Regions from separate parts of the Homo sapiens genome. Here all the other regions are linked to region 2. Evidence: chromatin loops called from intact Hi-C (ENCODE). Cell type or tissue: OCI-LY7. All regions are shown on one strand. Each heading gives the region's core, and the rest is flanking DNA. Links, peaks and the distances in the headings are about the cores only. Region 1 has its middle 37 kb from the start of CD2AP. Region 2 has its middle 50 kb from the start of TNFRSF21. Region 3 overlaps TNFRSF21 (TNF receptor superfamily member 21).

Region 1 (6,109 bases), core at 538-5,537, 80 kb before region 2:
CCTTGTTCACATGTTTATCTGCTGACCTTCCCTCCACTGTTGTCCTATGACCCTGCCAAATCCCCCTCTCCGAGAAACACCCAAGAATGATCAATAAATACTAAAAAAAAAAAAAAAAAAAAAAATCACAGATCTGGATGTGGTGGCTCATGCCTGTAATCCGAACACTTCAGGAGGCCAAAGTGTGAGGATCACTTGTGGCCAGCAGTTCAAGACCGGCCTGAGCAAGCTAGTGAGATCCCTTCTCTACAAAAATATTTTAATATGAAAAATTATGAAATCATTGTCATGTGAATTAATAATCAAAGAGTTAAAATAATGTAGTTAAAATAATGAAGAAAAATATTAAAGAGGTACATTAGGCAAATTATTGATTTAAAAATTACATTGTTTTTCTGGATTTGTGGTGTTCATGGTACTGGTTATCTCCTAAAATTTGTAGTTTTGATTTTTTTTTCTCATTCAAATTGTGAAGTTAATTTTTAAACCTAATTTTAAATTTGTAATTTTGTTGCTTTGTAAAAAGAAGGCCCCAAAATTGTATTAGGGTCAAACCCCTACAAAACTGGAATCTGCCCCTGGCTGGATCGCTATATCCTAACTAAGATAGGGTAAGAGAGCCAGTCCTAGCTTCTGCCTTGAGAAAGGGCTCATCATATGCGGAATTCTCCAAACATAGGAAGGGTGTTTAAACATGCTAGGTGGCCTCAGACATGACAAATATCCCTTATACTATGCTTGAGTGTATGTTTGGTATTTAGGAATAGTACCTCTCTTGAGAAAATATACTTGGAAAGATTTTGGAAAGGGAATGGAGAGGCAGGAACACATGACAGAAATATTGCGTACACATGGTGAGAAATTGGATTGTGCATGAGACGTGATGACCCTGAGGGTTAGCATAGATAATTATCAGGATGGTGCTGGGTGCGGTGGCTCATGACTATAATCCTGGCACTTTGAGAGGCCAAGGCGGGGGATCTCTTGAGGCCAGGAGTTTGAGACCATCCTGGCCAAGATGGTGAAACCCCATCTCTGCTAAAAATACAAAAATTAGTAGGCCTGGTGGTCCATGTTTGTAATCCCAGCTACTCGCGAGGCTGAGGCAGGAGGATCACTTGAACCCAGGAGGCGGAGGTTGCAGTGAGTCAAGATTGTGCCATTGTACTCCAACCTGGGCAACAGAGTGAGACTCCATCTCAGAAAAAAAAAAAAAAAAGGCTGGGCACAGTGGCTCACACTTGTAATCCTGGCACTTTGGGAGGCTGAAGCCGGTGGACCATGAGGTCAGGAGTTCGAGGCCAGTCTGGCCAACATGGTGAACCCCGCGCCCCCCCGCCCACCCGTCTCTATTAAAAATACAAAAATTAGCTGGGCATGATGGCAGGTGCTTGTAATCCCAACTACTCGGGAGGCTGAGTCATGGGAATCACATGAACCCTGGAGGCGGAGGTTGCAGTGAGCTGAGATCACACCACTGCACTCTAGCCTGGGCGATAGAGTGAGACTCGGTCTCAAAAAAAAAAAAAAAAAAGTATCAGGATGGCAATGCCAATAACCAAGATAGGCATCTCAAAGCTGATACAGATTCAGGGAGGAATTGGGGAGACAGAGAGTTGGATTTGAAACATTATGGGATTCAAATTGTATAAGTCTTTGGAAGGACCAAAGTTAGCAGAACTATTAGTATTAATTCACTAACTCTAAAAAAAAAAAAAAATCACCATTTCATAGTGCTGGATGAAGGGTAGTACAAACTACACTTATAAAATGTAACTTAGCAGTCAAAAGGGGTTAAATAAAATAACAGATCAATTTAGAAAAAAAATCAACAAATGTAATTGAAAGCCAGGTGTAATTAAAAGGCATATTAGGCAAAATATTACTCATGATTAAATACCAGAGATCCTGCTTTGATTTAACCAAATTTTAACCTTTTTTACCCTAAAAAAAATAGCACAACTAGAAAGTACTACCAAAACAAAAACCCAACCCAATATAGGCTGGGTGCGGTGGTTCACGCCTGTAATCCCAGCACTTTGTGGGCCCGAGGAGGGCAGATCACCTGAGGTCAGGAGTTTGAGACCAGCCTGGCCAACATGGTGAAAGCCTGTCTCAACTAAAAATACAAAAAATTAGCCGGGCATGGTGGCATGTGCCTGTAATCTCAGCTACTCAGGAGGCTGAGGCAGGAGAATCACTGGAACCTGGGAGGCAGAGGTTGCAGTGAGCTGAGATTGCGCCACTGCACTCCAGCCGGGACTACAGAGGGAGACTCCATCTCAAAACAAAAAACAAAAGAAAAAACAATATAATAGTATAATATTCTCATTTTACATATGGATAAACTAAGCCTTAGAGAGTAGTTAAATGACCTGCCTGTTTGTGGACAGTGGTCTGGACTCCAGTGCTCTTAGCCAGAACATTTTATTGTCTTTCAGCATTCAATTATGCTGCCTTCACTATTTTGCTGGAACACACCTATGTAGGAGAGCATTATGCAAATATATCGGCTTTGTTCCACCACAACCATGGTGAGCTAAATTTAACTTTGATAGCCTCACATCCTTATTAAGAAACAATGACCCATTCAGAGTTGCACAGAAACACGTGACCAATAAAATTGTATTCCTCGAGTGTCCAGCTTTTGGCAACTCTGCTGTTTAGGGTGTAGAGCTTGTATAAAGGAGGAACATGGCTTAATGTGACTTTGTTTGAATAACAGGAAGACAGAAGTTATTTGTATTCTAGTGAATTATATTTAGTCTTTTTTTTCCTTTCCAATTTCAGGTGGGGGACTTTAACTGGGCTCCAGGGAAAATGAGACCAGGAAGCTACGGGCATCCTTCCTGGAGCTTACCTACAGGTGTATGGTTGTACATCCCTATCCAAAGTAACCGTACCCTAATTTTCAGCCCTTTTTATTTCCTACATTTTATTCATCACAGTTACTTTTCTTATGTGTTTGCCTATTCTCTTTCTTTCTCCTAGAACATACACATTTTTTTTCTTTTCTTTTCTTTTTTTTTTTTTTTTTTTTTGAGACAGAGTCTCACTCTGTTGCCCAGGCTGGAGTGCAGTGGTGCAATCTTGGTTCACTGCAACCTCCACATCCCAGGTTCAAGCAATTCTTGTGCCTCAGCCTCCAGAGTAGCTGGGACTACTGGCATGTGCCAACACGCCCGGCTAATTTTTGTACTTTTAGTAGAGCCGGGTTTTCACCATGTTAGCCAGGCTGGTCTCGAACTCCTGACCTCAGGTGATCTGCCCGCCTCGGCCTCCCAAAGTGCTGGGGTCACAGGCATGAGCCACCACGCCCTGCCATAGAATATACACTTTTAACAGGGATAACATTACCCCTGAGGGAGTGAAAGTTGATTCTTGGGAGCAAAAAGCCATTGATATTTCTGTGTATAATGCATGGATATAGACACAGTACATAAATATATACACGATATCTGTGGTATCAAAATTCCATGGTGGAGCAGTTAGGAAAGGAGTGTCTAAAAATGTTTCTTAGGGGGCAATAATGAAAAAATGGTAGAGAAACAATATTCTGGGAACTAAATTTCAGAAGGGCAGGGCCTACAGAATCCTTGCAGATTGCAGTCCCAGTGTTTGCCAATGTCCCGCACAGAGTTAGGGCATAGTAAAGGGTATAATGAATATTTTGAAGAATCAACTGTTCATCCACCTTTTTGACAACAAATCACATTTCACATAGTGTTGTCATTATTTTAAAGAAGGGAAAAGCGGAGAGTTGGGTAAAGGAAGCTATGAAGTGGAAATGTGTTTCTTTTTAAGGAAACTAGGCAGGTAGGGCAGGAATACCTATATATAAAAAATTAAGTTTTCAACTCAGAAGTGAAGTTGCTTCTCTATTTTTCCAGAAGCCTACTCTGTCACAATTGACTAGTGCTGACTTTTAGATATCTTTGTGCAAAATGCCTAATTTAGAAACTAGCATACAGCATTCAAATCAGAACTTTTCTATTATTCTGAAAATAGAATGTTTTGCCTAAAGTCCTTCGTAGGTATTATTACATCTTCCACATGAGGCCAGACCCAAATGTGATGAGCTCAAAGCCCTGACTGCCAAGAAGCGGGTGTGACATCTGGGAGAAGAGAAGTGCAATGGTTCCAGACATTTATTTCATAGTATCCATTCTTGGCCAGAGAGGGCCGGCCCCATGCCTGTCTCCTAATAGACTAATATTGGGCTCCTTTTAGGTCAGCGTTGGGACAGCTGACGCTAATTGAGACAGTAAGCATTTCTTGTGGTCTATTTCTATTTCCCCAGCACAAGACTTCTTCTTGCAGCTTCCTCTTATCATGCAAAGTCACAACATCTGAGAGTTTTTCAGAAACAAAAGAAATGCTACAGTTATGATCTGGTGTTAACTGACTTCTCCTGGACCCTGTACTTTAAGTGCCCATGGTCATACAGGAAAACTCCTTTTTGTTTTTTTGTCTTGTTTTGTATTTGAGACAGGGTCTCACTCTGCTGCCCAGGCTGTAGTGCAGTGGTGCAATCTCGGCTCGCTGCAACCCCCGCTTCCCGGGTTCAAGTGATGCTCCCACCTCAGCCTCCCATGTAGCTGGGACTACAGGTGTGTGCCACTGCACCTGGCTAGTTTTTGTATTTTTTGATAGAGAAGGGATTGCACAGTGTTGGCCAGGCTGGTCTCAAATTCCTGACCTCAAGTGATCTGCTCACCTCAGCCTCTCAAAGTGCTGGAATTACAGGTGTGAGCCACTGCGCCCAACCAGGAAACTCCTTTTAATATGAAGATCTTCAAGGGCATTCCATCCTCTAGTGTTGGTTTTATCCTCATCAGTGTCCTGTTCTATACACCTTAAGTGTCATGAGAGTCCCATAGGTTGGGTTAAGTAGACAGAAACACTCTTGACAGCATGTTATACCAAATAGAATTTCTACATATGAATTAGAAGTTTCTGAGCAAAGCAATAACAATAATAAAAGAATAGAAAATAAATATATTTAGAAAAAATTAAAAAATTATTCTGAAAGAGGCAGCTAAAGTGATTTAACAAAGAAGTATCTACAGATGAGGAATAAAAACATGTCCCCGTATTTCACCCATTTTAAGATGAACTACATGTTTGTAGAAATGATTACACAAGGATAAATTTCTTGGAAACATAGGAAAATATATTCCACTGGAGAACAGGAGATTTGGGGGAGGAGATTTTGACTGCAAGAAGGAAATGGAATTTGGAACACAGGAGGGTTGTTAGCCTTTGAAAGGGATCCACTCTTTCTTTGAGACTTTTGGAAAAGGAAAAAGTGATAGACACGGGGAAACACTCAGGTGAAAAGTTAGCCAGAGTTGTGATGATAGATATATCTTGATTTATCTCAAGAAGACCACTCTTGAAGTCTGGACTCAGTGAAGCCTGCATTCAGAATTATTTTCTGAGTCCATGTGAATGCTCCCCTGGAGCTGTTATTCCATCCTCTCCTTCATCATCCATGTTGTAAAATCCACGAGCCCTTATAGGCATGATGGTCAGGGTTGGCAGGTTGCTTCCAGTCAGTGGAAAAGAGCATGATCCTTAGTATACCTTGGTTGTACTAGCACCATACAAACTGCCCCACCACAGGAAGGTGACAGAGGTCATCAACTTTAATGACAGCAGTGAGGAGGAACTGAGAACTATGAGCTAGGAAGAATTTGAAACAGCCCGTGTGGGAAGTATATGTGGGAGTTCGTGTGCACTGATAAAGTGTTATTGACTTTCAGTAGTCAAAAGAAGAATGAAGGACATTTATACGGAGATTTTTAACCTAGGGAATTCAAACAATTATAGTGCACATTTTCAAGAAAGAATGAAGTAAAATTATGAAGTACAGTAGAGGCTCTCTGATAGACCTCCATTTAACCAAGTCTCCAGATTAGTTGATCCTCCCATTCTCTTGAAAATGTTCTGACAGACTGGGCGTGGTGGCCCACGCCTGTAATCCCAGCACTTTTGGAGGCTGAGGCAGGAGGATCCCTTGAGTCCTGGAGTTCAAGACCAGCCCGGGGAACATAGTGAGACCCCTTATCTACGAAAAGAAAAGAAAAGAATGTTCTGACAGATGCCT
Region 2 (6,109 bases), core at 313-5,312:
CAATAAACTTCAATACCTCCTCCACCAACCCTTGAGAGTATCATTGTATTACAGTCATTCATAAGAGTGGATTAAACAGATACAGAATATTTGTATAAGAGAGCAGGAAATAATATGATGCATTTTTAAAGACCTCTGCTAGAATGTTTTAAAAAAAATTTGCATTATTTTAGCCATTAACATTTCCTAAGAGTTTCAAGAAGGCAGCATTTCTAATATATAATAGGAGAACAAAATAGTAATAATGTGCCTAGCAGTATAGTATATAAAAGCAAAGTGAACTGCATCAAAACATAGATTAAATATTAAAAATATAAAAGCCAGCTTTTTTTCCCCAATGTGAAAAAAGTGAAATGTCCCAGTTAGTTGTTCAGCAAGTAGCACACAGACTTAAAAATAGATTGTTCTCAGAAAGACAGACAATACAAACTAAATTATGCTTTTTAATTCTTCATAATATCAATTTTTAAAGTAGAAACATAGGAATTTTCATTTTTATAGAGATGATTTAAAACATAGCATTGTTCTTAATATGTTTCATCATATTTTTAAAAATATAGACAAAAAATTACCTCTCACATTGTGAATTTTTTTTTAATAATTCTTTTTTAAATTTAGACAAGTACCTTTTGGTGGTCAAATTGATGAATACATTCAGTGGGACTAATTCTGGATTAATTTCTTGTAACTTAATTTTGTAGCTGCCAATTCCAAAAGCCAGAGACTTGTGTACCAACTAACTGTGAAAGGTTTTTTCAAATGAGATTCTTAACATTATCGGTATAATCATGGTCATTATCATCATTGTCATCATCATCATCATCATTACTTTTCCAGCCTCCTGCGTGGTTCTGGCTTCAGTAAAGGAGACACTCAGACTTTGAAAGCTGAATCAAAGAGGGGGAAGCTGTCTTACATTGTCTGGGTGATTTTGTAAAGGGGTCACAGTGTATTCAAGTTTTTATTTGGCTCATCACACACTATGTGGCATGCTGTGTTCCTGCAAAGACATTTTCAAATAAGCTCACATACACAACTTCTAGGAGTTGAGATGTAGACAGCCTTTCAAGGACAGCCATTCCACCCACAACACATGGTTAAAGGCAAGTGGCCCAACTTTCTGCTATAGATTAGATATGCTAATGTTCAAAAGGAAAGAACTTTGATGTGAAATGTAATGCCACCTCGGGAGAGTTTTGGGACTTTGTGGGGTTACAGTGAAGGGGAGCACTACCGGCAGAGTGGGCAAGGATCTGGGTTGTTCCTTGCCTTGGGATATGTGAGACACTCCAGCTTGAAGAATTGTCCCATGTCCTCTGCAACTTTCCCAAGTTGTCCCCAACTTGTCATATGTTCCTGAGGACATTCACGTAGGTGAAAAACCTGTTTATAATGATCTGGGTCTACAGCATATCTGCATTTTACAAACAAACAGGAGGTTATATTATCTGTGAATTTCATTTCAGGGTAGTGAAAGGGATATTATAAAATATCTATTATAAAAGGGGAAGTTGGGTCTGAGAGAGTGGATACTCAAAGAGAAAAATATCCCCCAATGTGTTTTTATCAACTCTTTTAATGTGAATTTTCTGGGAGATAGTATTTTATCAGCATTTCCTAAAGTAACCCCATTGTCAGCATCTCCCTCAGTCATGCATATTTAGATCCTCATGGCTTGTGACAGTGTCTTGGAGAGTTGTCTAGAGCTCCTGAGATGGAAACCAGGATCCTATGTAGTGAAATCTCCTTACCCAGCCCTGTTGGGTGGCACTGAACATTGTAACTAGTCTTTCTGAAGCTTGATTTTCTTATTTCTCAAAGGCCAATCACTCAAGGCAGGTGGGCAGATCACTTGAGGTCAGGAGTTTGAGAGCAGCCTGGCCAACATGGTGAAACCCTGTCTCTACTAAAAATACAAAAATTAGCCAGGCATGGTGGCAGGTGCCTGTAGTCTCAGCTACTCGGAGGCTGAGGCAGGGGAATTGCTTGAACCCAGGAGGTGGAGGTTGTAGTGAGTGGAGGTCGCACCACTGCACTCCAAATGAGACTCCATGTCAAAAAACTAAAAATAAAAATATAAAATTACATATGTTTCTTGCATTTTATTTCCATTGGCCATCAAGTGATTGTTGCTAAAAGCTAAATCTAAAAATCCCCTAATAAATAAACTATGAGGGTATATCTAAATACAAATTGGATACTCAGAAGTAAAAACCCTCTGAGCAGAAATAAAGCTCACCAAGGTTGGTTTCTTCCTCTGTTCCACTTCCTCCCCATATGGCATTTAGAGATATGAAAGTGGGGGAGGATAATAATTCACACTTCAAAACCAAATGCTCTGGTGGTGCTCCTATAATTAACTCCATTAATGGTAGGCTGTGACCCATGTTTTAAACATCTGTTCTGCTCTCAGATTGAGTGTGTCAAAGCAATGTCTTTTGAAGGAATTGGAAGGGGAATACAAAGGAGCTGTATTTTAGGGAGCTCTGAAATATGTGGCTCCTGGTGTGTGATGGCCTTCAGATAGAATTCCTACCACACCCTAAAAGACTACAGAATCTGGGCTCCTACCAAGATCCTCCCACTCATTCCCTTCTGTCCTCATTGTCTTCGTCTGGTCCTTGAAAGGCCAATCATGTTGTATTGCCTTGACTCTCCTTAGAACTTTCTTCCCCCATACTTTGTACTTCATTCAGGTCTCTGATCAAAATGTCCCCTCTTTTCTTGATTTCCTTATATAAAATAGATGCTATTTTGCCACAACCAATTGTATTTCCTTACCCTACTTCATTTTGCATACAGTACCTGACATTACATTACATAGTTATTTGATAAATTGTGTATTGCCTCTGTCTCCCACTAGAACATAAGACCAGTGAGTGCAGGGACATTATCTAATGCATTGTTTTATCCTCAGTGTCCAGAGCAGGAACTGGCATAAAATCATCTCCTGGTAAATATTTGTGCCCTGAATGAATTTCACTCTTTCTTAATTGTATATTTTCCACCAGGCCCAAAGTTCCAGATTGATGCTTATTCATGTGTTTCTCCTCCATGTTTCTTTGTGATTTAACTGATGTGCTTTTCCCGGGGCAAGAGTCTTACCTTCCATTTTTGTTTTACTTTCTGAATTTCCTTTTAATAATTAATAAGTATCTTTGCCTAATCAACCATTATTTTTTTCAATCCAAACTATTTGTTACTCAGGACTTAAAGGACTAGTTAGAAGTTTGGCTACAAAAGGTTTGGCAGGTTTTAAAGGCCTCCAAACATGGTTCAGTTAATTCATTATGCAAACTTTGCAACCACAAATCACTGGAACACAGGAAAGATTAATGGAACAGTGCAAGGAGACTTAAGGCAGATTTTGGAAAAATAGATTCCTTGAATTATTTACTATTTATGTTGATTGGGAAAAACAGAAGTTACTGGTTACCATTGTAGGAGGGTAGCAGAATATACCACTTCAAAATATGCCATTTTGGCATCAGGATTATTTTGAGCTGAAGGCAATTGAGAAGATGCGGATACAAGAAAACCTCTCTATCCTTTATTTCCCTAAAAACAGTGCATAAATTTGCGTAGATGTCCCCCCCTCTCTCTACTATGAAGAACAAAAGTTAATCAACATAGACAACTTTAGACCTTTATGAGCCTAGAGATGGCACCAGAGGAACCTACATAACAAACTTTACTAATTAGCCCTTAACCTTCCACTTTTTCCTCATGTATTTGCCTTTCCACAATCTGTTGCCCCTAGAAATGCAAAGTCCTTTTCCTTTGTCTTGTCAGTTATCTAAAAATGTATTGTTCCTCGGCTAAGATGCTAGATAATCTCAAATTAGAACCAATCCTTTAAGTTAGTCATCTATGGGTACTCCTGTATGTAAGCACCATGCACATGCTAATAAATTGTTTTTCTCTTGTTAATCTGTCTTTTGTCAATCTAATTTACAAGGCCCTAGCCAGGCTCTAGTGATCCTCTCATCTTGACCTCCCAAAGTGCAGGGATTAAACAAAAACAAAAACCAACCCCTGAAATGTACCTTTAGATATAAAGTTACAGAATATTGCCATTTTCTCAAAGGTAATGTATATGAACAGATACTAATGATGAGGCAATGGGATGAAGTGTTAGGCTTTTCTTCTCACCTATTTGTTTTGACTAAGTCTGGTTCTTTCGTTAGTCTTCTGTTTGGCCAGCTGATCTTTGAAATGGGTGTGTGAGCACCATACCCTCCCACAGGACTGCAACTTTGACGTCAGCAAGCTTCATTAGCTGCTGTTTGTCTAACCAAAGAGAACACGGGAAAGGTGGAATCTGTCTTTTAATTATCTGTCTGCCCACACGCCAGGTGTCACTTGCCCAACATTCAGACATCAAATAGACCAAGCCAAGCAAGGGAACACGGAACAACAGGAACAAAAGGCATAAAAGGAACCCAAGAGAGGCTGCTGGGAGAGCAGATTTCACTGTTGTGCTTCATGAAAGTATAGAGACACGATGTACCTAGAAGTTAAGCGGACCCAGATTTGTATCCTAGCTTTGCCACTATCAGCCGAGAGACTTTTTGCAAGTTATTTAAATGTCTGAGCCTTATTTCCAAGATTAAAACAGGAATAACAATACAAACCTTCCAGGTTTTTTTTTTAAATTAATGAGTGACATGTATGTAAACCATGTGCTGCATTGTACTACTCAATAACTAGTAGGAGTTATTGTTTCTGATATTCTAGGAAGAAAGAGGGCATATGATGATGTCTTATTTCATGTCTCATGCTCACATCGACACTGACTATGGAACCAGCTTGCAGAGGGATGCCCTGGAGCCAGAGCCACCACACAAACATTTTTTGCCCACTTGAAACTTCTCACTTCAGCCTCCACTAGGTTTCTGTTCTGTGGAAACCACAAGATCACATAAATTTCTCTAGAGTAGGAAGTGAAGCTACAAGAATCTTTGGTGTGTCAAGCTGGTATGACCCTTCCCTTGGGTCAGAGCCTTGAGGGAGCTAGCATAGAATCACAGTCCAGATACAAATAAGACTTTTACCAAGGCCAAGGGAGAACCCAAATACATAAACGAGAGTTGAAGTAAAGGAGAAGGCAGTAGGGTTAGCCATTAATTTAGCCAAAGATCATCCTGTGTATTAGCAGGTAACCTTGGGCATGTTACCTAACCCAAGTCTTATTTTCCATTGCTGTAAAATAGGGATAATGAATACCTACCTCAAAGGTTTATTACCATGATCAAATATGATAACATTGGTGAAGCACCTTACAGATTACTCAATACTTAACAAGTACTCAAAATGTCAGTTGATACCTCCTTTCCACAAATCCTCTTTCTCATATAGCAATGTGTTGGAGCTGGCTCACACTGGAGCTACGTGCAATTGTGTTCATCTCTTCCCCACTTCATGTTCAGGGATATCATGTGGATTACTTGAAATTTGCTATGGTGGGAGTATTTACACCATGGATATTGGCAAATTGCTGTAAGTCAGGGCTTCCTCAATACCTTCCACCAAGAAAAAGCTCATTTTAAAACCTTAATCAGCATACCACTAGGTATTGAGCAGGTAATTTAACATCTTTGACCCTCAGTCTCCTCATCTTTCAATGAGGGAGAATACAATTCTTTCAACCTCACAAGAATTTTGTGTCAACATAATAAAAAATGGAAAATGACTTGAGAGTAGTGATGATTAATATTGTTAGCTAGAGAAGGTGCTGATGTATTTCTTCCTGAAAATAACAAGTCCTAGTTTTTCTGAATATTCTGGGAAGGAAGAAGATCATAGGTGAACATCTCAAGTAGAATAAGGTTGGCATACTTACCTTCTAACCAAATACACTCAAGTATATATGTGCTAGGTCCTATGCTGATGCCAAGGCTATAACAGTGGTGAAGATAGACTCTCTGCCTTTAGAGGGCTTAGTATAAGGGAAGACAGGCTAGCAAACAAGAGTAACCATCTTGAGAGATAAGTGTAATGACAGAGGTAAGCATAGGTTGCTCTAGAACTATGCTATCTAATGTGGTAACCACTAGCCACATATAGCTACATTTCAAGTATGAAATGTGGGTAGACCAGAATGACATGT
Region 3 (6,109 bases), core at 502-5,501, 110 kb after region 2:
ATGTTTTTTCTCTTCATAAGCCTGAAAGTGCCTATGTTATGTTCCACTAAAAGGATTAGCCCTGGTGTGGCTTTTTGTTGCCTCTGTCAAGAACAGCCGGTTCATTATTAACCATGGTGGCCTATTAGCCATTTTTAAATTAAACCCATTCAGAGTCTGACTCTTTCTTTATCTGAGGTATGAGCTGTATTTTTCAGCACTCTCTTCTTTCAAGTTCAATATCTAAACTGAACCCAGCCTTCCAGAATCATAGCTATTCTTCCCTTCTGGGACATGAGCATTTGGAATAAGCAGCAAAACAGTGGGATAATAGTTGTAAGTTATTGCAATTTTACCAAAGCTATTAAAAAACAAAACACTGCCCTAATACAGCATTCCAGTTTGTATGTTATCTCTTTTCCCATCCTTTTACTTTGATTTTTTTCTCTGTCTTTATTTAAAAAATGTCTCTTATAAGAAGCATATATTTCAGATTTTTTTCTTAAATCTAGTCTGATAGCTTTTGATAATTAGAGAATTTCAGTGTGTTTACATTTTTATGTAATTATATAATTGCTTTTTAAATGTAATTTTTAAAATGTAATTACTCAAATATTTGGGTTTAAATCTACCACATCTTTGTTTTCAATTTGTCCTCTCGTCTTTTTTTATTTTTTTCTCTCTCCATCTTTTCTTGCTTTCTCTTGGAATAATCAAGTATTTTTTTCTTATTCCATTTTTCCTCATCTGTTAGCTTGTTAATTTCACATTTTTTACTTCACTTTTAAGGGATACCCAAGGGATTACAACACACATGCTTAATTATGAGATATAGGCAATAAATGTGTACTTTTTACCATTTTACAGATACTACAACCTTAGAAGACTTTAATCCTATTTATCCTCCTCTTATACTTCGCTTTTGTTTTCATGAATTTTAATGTTACACTTTTAATACTGCTAAAAGGCAGAGTTATTACAGTTTTACACAGTCAGGAGTCACACAGATTTATCTGCATATTGATCTTTTCCATTCTTAACATTCTTAATACCTTCCTCCTGGAGCTTCAACTTCTACCTGAGAAAATTTTTCTTTTGCCTAAAGAATACTTCTATGTGTAGGTTTCCAGCAGTAAACTCTGTTTTTCTTGGTCTGAAAAGTGCCTATTTATAAATAAATAAATTGCATTATTTCACCTTAGTTTTTGAAGGATAGCTGGAAATAAAATTCTAGCTTGCCAGTTATTTTCCTTTAGTCCTTTAATGCCTGGATTTAAGTTTCCCCTGCTAACCAGCAAACGAGAGGATGTGATTTTATTTTTAAATCTATATGACATAACACATTTTGTGCACAGTATTATAACAGGCACTTTGGGCAATGCAAAGATGAGTAAGACAAAGTCAATGCCATCAAGGAAGCTTACAGTTGGATGGAAGGAAGAAGTTTACACATACTTATATAATCTGAAGGAGTAAATCCAAGAGGTTGGGAGGAGGAATGTGCTGGATCGCCATCTAACCAGCCAGTAAGGCTCCGATTAGAACATCAGTATGGAGACGTGTGCCGGGTTAAATCCCTGTCCTGGCAACATAGTCATTTTAGGGACCCTGAGTAAATTACTTGGCCTCTCTGCCTCAGTTTCTTCATGAGACAATAGGAACAACATGCGTGCCTGTCCTATGGGTTACTCTGAGAATGAGGTGAGTGTGACCCACTGTAAGCATTTGTCAGATGTTGACTATTAATAGTTGCAATTATTTCCAGGCTCTGGAGGCAAGAGAGATGGAAGAATGTTCCTAACTAGCTAAAACTCATACACATAATGGGTCTTTTAGATGCTGAATACTGAGGGTCACTTAGTGTTGGGTGGGGATGTTCACCCAATTCCAGGACTGCTGAAAGCAGGTGGCCGAGCAGGAAGTGCTATCTGGGTTCAGTGCCCCAGAGCTGGAAATCCCAGCTAACTGTAGCTATGTGTTGCTTACTGCCTGAGCACATGTTCCTAGGCTGGCTGGAATGTTTTCTCTAGCAAGGGAGATAATGGTCTGCTTCCTCAATAGCTGTCAGAGAAACAAAATTGAGCAAGTGAATTTCTGGTTTTCCTTATGATTTGGTTTTCTATGTTTTTTTTTCACTCCCCCCTTTTATTTTAGAGCCTTTGTATGTGCAGAGAGACTTAACCAGTGCACTCTTTCCCTGCGCCTTGGCTAGGGTGGGAGGAAAGGAGTCTGTTTCTTCTCCTTAGGAAACCCTGGGCAAACAATTTCTCTAACTCTGAGATTTTTCCATTTAAAATGGGAATTACAGAACCTGCCCTTCACACTCTGAGTGGTTATCAAAATTAATTTTGATAATCAAATTACTGGGGGCCATACTAGAGTGAGATATTAAAGTGATGCTTTGCAGCTAGGTTCAGAAGTATTATATCTGTGGTTAGAGTTTCAGCATCCCTTCATTGCTTCATGAGAGAAAGGGGTGGAAAAAGAAATTTTATAGATACTTAAAAAATGATGGTATTAAAAACAACCACAACAATTTAAAATAATATAAATTGTTACTTTAGCTGTCTGCTTTGATCAGAGATTCACAAATGTAAAGGACTGATGTTAACCAGGAAGCGGAGTGGAGAATCAATGCTCTACTTCTTATCTCTCCTTCCATAAGATTAAGCAGATTAAAACTACACTATAATTTCACAACCAGTGGACCCACCGCCAATGTTTTGTGGTGGTTGTTGTTGATTTCTATATAATAGAATTAATTATTCTTTGTTAGGATATTTTAGTCCTTTCCAGAACCACATAGGGGACCTATGTCTCAGGAACAGAGCATTTGTGCACTTAGGCACTCTCTCTCTCTCTACTATAGTAGACTCTGTGTTGGATCCTGGATGGCTTTGCTCTGTGTAATCAACTCAGAGAATCCCAACAGCTAGAGAAGTACTGGGCCTTCTATTTTGGTGAGAGCAGCACTCCTGCCTCTGCTGCAGAGGGAACTACAGTTACTGATTTTTTGCTTACCAGCTGCAGGATGCAGCTGTCCTTATCTACGGGTCTGACTGAGACCAGCTATTTTCAGAAATTTAATACAGTGAGGACGAGTTGAAGCAAATACCAGCTGTACATTAACTGTTGACTTTTTGGCTATTCAAATTAGTCTTTGTCATTAATTTTCCAATTTGTCATCTCTTAGAAATTAGGGATCTTGTCCTAAGACCTGAGGACCTAAGGTAACAGCTAAACTTGCATGTATCTAGCAGCTGCCCTCTGCTGTGTTACTGCAGCATGGAGGGTTATTTAAGGTCAAGTTACTTAATTCATGGGGTGTGACTGCAGGCTCTGGGGAACTTCTGGGGTGGTGAGGAGAAGAGGACATTATAAAGGGATTGCTGACACACATAGAACCAGGAACATTTAGTGATGCTTGTGTTTAAAGTTGTCATTGCGCACAAAGGAGCAATGTTTATAAATAGGCTTTAGATTTTTAATGACATTTCAGGCTGTTCTATTTATTATCATAGTCCAAAGTTTCATTCAGTTAGTTGACAACCTTTTGTCAAACACCAGCTGTGAGCCTGGTACTGGATAAAGAAGAAAAGTGGTCAATGCCTTTCAATAACTCACTTGTGGTGATGGAGACACGTGTGCAAATAATTATAATTCAGTGGGATAAGCAAATGTTATAATAGAAGTGTGCATGAGGAATTATAAGCATCAGGGTGAAGAAGTACTCAACCTGCCAAAAAAATACATAGAAAGCTAGAGCAGATATATATTTGTCCATTTGAAAGTCACTTAAAAAAATCAGACTAGTTTTTTTTCAAGACTATATTTTGGTCTTCTTTCCTGAAACTTTCACATTTGGTTTCTGCCTAGGAAGCCCCACCTGCTTTTTCATATTAAGGGCTTCTCAAATCTTTGACTCTGCAAAGAACGTCTGTTTTACTTACATCCTTGTTTTGCTCAGTAGCAAGCTTTTTAGAAACCCTTAACTGTTCTGTAATATTTAAGGTATAGAAATAAGGTTTTAATATCCCAGTTCATGTCACGTGCTAGATATTGAACTTTGAATCTCCAGGAACTACTAGAAGGAACTGACAAATTCAAGAATTTGACTTTGTCTCTCTGAATTGGGTTTGAATTTTGCTTTTGCCACTCACTATGTGACCTTGGGCAAGTCCTATACAGTCTCCAAGCTTTGTAAGTGCTTTGTAAAGATCTTGCTGAGAAATAGAGGTGAGTGTAAATGCCCAGTCCTGCACTTGACATAGAGCAGGGGGCTCAGTAAATCTTAGCAACTATTTTCTGTGTTGGAATTTGAATTCTACATTGTCCTTTTTTTGACTTGACAGCAAATGCATTATGTTTTCAGTAAATGCACATTAAGTTGAAATCAGCATTTGCTAAATATCTGTTGTGTCCCAAACACTGTCTGGGTGCTCTATAGCTGGTTTATTTAGCAAGCTTCATGGTCCTGAGAAGTATAGGTGGGTATATTCTCATTAAGATAGTGATATGGTTTGGGTCTGTGTCCCTGCCCAAACCTCATGTTGAATTGTAATTCCCAATGTTGGAGGTGGGGCCTGGTGGGAGGTGACTGGATCATGTGGGCAGATTTCCTGCTTTGGCACTGTTCTTGCAATAGAGTTCTCACGAGATCTGATTGTGTGAAAGCATGTGGCACCTCCCCCTATCACCACTGCTCTGACCATGTAAGACATGCCTGCTTCCCCTTTGCCTTCTGCCATGATTATAAGTTTCCTGAAGCCTCCCCAGTCATGCTTCCTATACAGCTTGCAGAACCGTGAGCATATGAAACCTCATTTCTTTATAAATTATCCAACTTCAGGTATTTCTTTATAGCAGTATGAAAACTGACTAATACAGATATATTACTATATTTCATTGAATCCCATGTCAATTGTAAGATATACCATTGTCATTATGTATTACTGAGAAAGAAAATACTGTTAATTATAATTGTAAGAGACACCTCTATTTCAGAGATGTTAAAATGTGAAAAAAATATGCATCATAGAATTTTAATAAATATAGTAGTTGAGCTTGCTGTATGCAGATCGTAAGGAGAAAAGTCTAGGAAACAGATTCTTGGGGTCTTTATATTAATATACACTCCCTGCCCAACACACACACACACACACACAAACACACACACACACACACACACACACACACTTCTTCTTAGTATTGCCTTTAAGGTTGAGATAATTCAACACAGACAATTTATTTAATAGATTATCAGAGCACCCATTATGTATTGAGCCCTGTACCAGGCACTGAGATACTAAATGAAACAAAACAAAACACAAAGCAGAATCATCCCTTAGGATGCTGACAGTTTTATAGGAGGGATAGATATGTGAGCCAGACTTGAGAATATATTCTGTGAAGCTGCTATACAGAGGGATGGAAGTGGGCTTTAATTTTTTTCTGAGACAGAGTGTCTCACCATTCAGAAAAGGCTGGGTCTGTTAGTGGATGACATTTCCCACCCCTTTAATCTACACCCTTCCTGGCTTTCTCAAAAAGTGCATTGGGAGGAAATCAGAATCAATACTGTGAAAAGAAGCTTATTTTCTCCATCAATTACCAGTGCAGGAGAGCACATTTTCACTTTTTCTTTTTAAAGGCAAAACACCGATTTGGATAAAGTTGAATAGCTTCCAGCTTTGGCCTAGCTTCTCCACTCTGTGTTTGTGAAAGTGTCCCTTATTCTGTTATAACCCAAGTGTCAATAACAGGTACACTTGCTGATGAGGAATTGCATCATGGTCAGCAGTAGGTTTTATTTTATATCAGTTAATTTCGAGGTTTTCATCACTTATTTTTCACCATTTCCTTGGGAGAGACTAATGTCATTCCTGGTTTTTTAATAAACAATTGCCACAGAGGAAACTTTGATCGATCTACAGTTGGACTTTCACAGGACAGGCTGAAATTAAATGCCCAACAACTAAAATGACTTATCACCAAAAAAGTACTAGAAAAAAAACTTGGGGGAAATGTTTTGTTTTTATAATCACAACAGTAGAGAATAACATAAAGCACAGAAGCCGTACAAGAACAATGCAACTACTTAACAATAAATACACAAGCCAGAAAACACCGT

The links. Peaks named below come from ENCODE experiments on the same cell type or tissue, not always from the same donor. Only the 100,000 strongest peaks of a DNase experiment are listed, where the experiment ranks them.
Region 1: it touches region 2 in a loop (7-fold over the local background); 1 of 110 quality-filtered maps calls a loop at or near these places.
Region 3: it touches region 2 in a loop (12-fold over the local background); 1 of 110 quality-filtered maps calls a loop at or near these places.

Annotation. Positions count from the first base shown.
Region 1 is chr6:47,437,364-47,443,472 of GRCh38, reverse strand. No RefSeq gene overlaps it. Among named protein-coding and RNA genes, the nearest start is that of CD2AP, 37 kb to the left of the region's middle. In OCI-LY7, for the core only: no CTCF peak of the experiment used is centred there; DNase peaks (open chromatin) are centred at 2,542 and 4,312; H3K4me3 peaks cover 2,810 bases; H3K27ac peaks cover 3,271 bases.
Region 2 is chr6:47,356,816-47,362,924 of GRCh38, reverse strand. No RefSeq gene overlaps it. Among named protein-coding and RNA genes, the nearest start is that of TNFRSF21, 50 kb to the right of the region's middle. In OCI-LY7, for the core only: no CTCF peak of the experiment used is centred there; DNase peaks (open chromatin) are centred at 1,814, 2,314, 4,294 and 4,914; H3K4me3 peaks cover 3,499 bases; H3K27ac peaks cover 5,000 bases.
Region 3 is chr6:47,244,494-47,250,602 of GRCh38, reverse strand. All of the region lies in intron 4 of TNFRSF21 (TNF receptor superfamily member 21), which reads left to right. Among named protein-coding and RNA genes, the nearest start is that of TNFRSF21, 62 kb to the left of the region's middle. In OCI-LY7, for the core only: no CTCF peak of the experiment used is centred there; DNase peaks (open chromatin) are centred at 1,912, 2,992, 3,872 and 4,662; H3K4me3 peaks cover 4,183 bases; H3K27ac peaks cover 5,000 bases.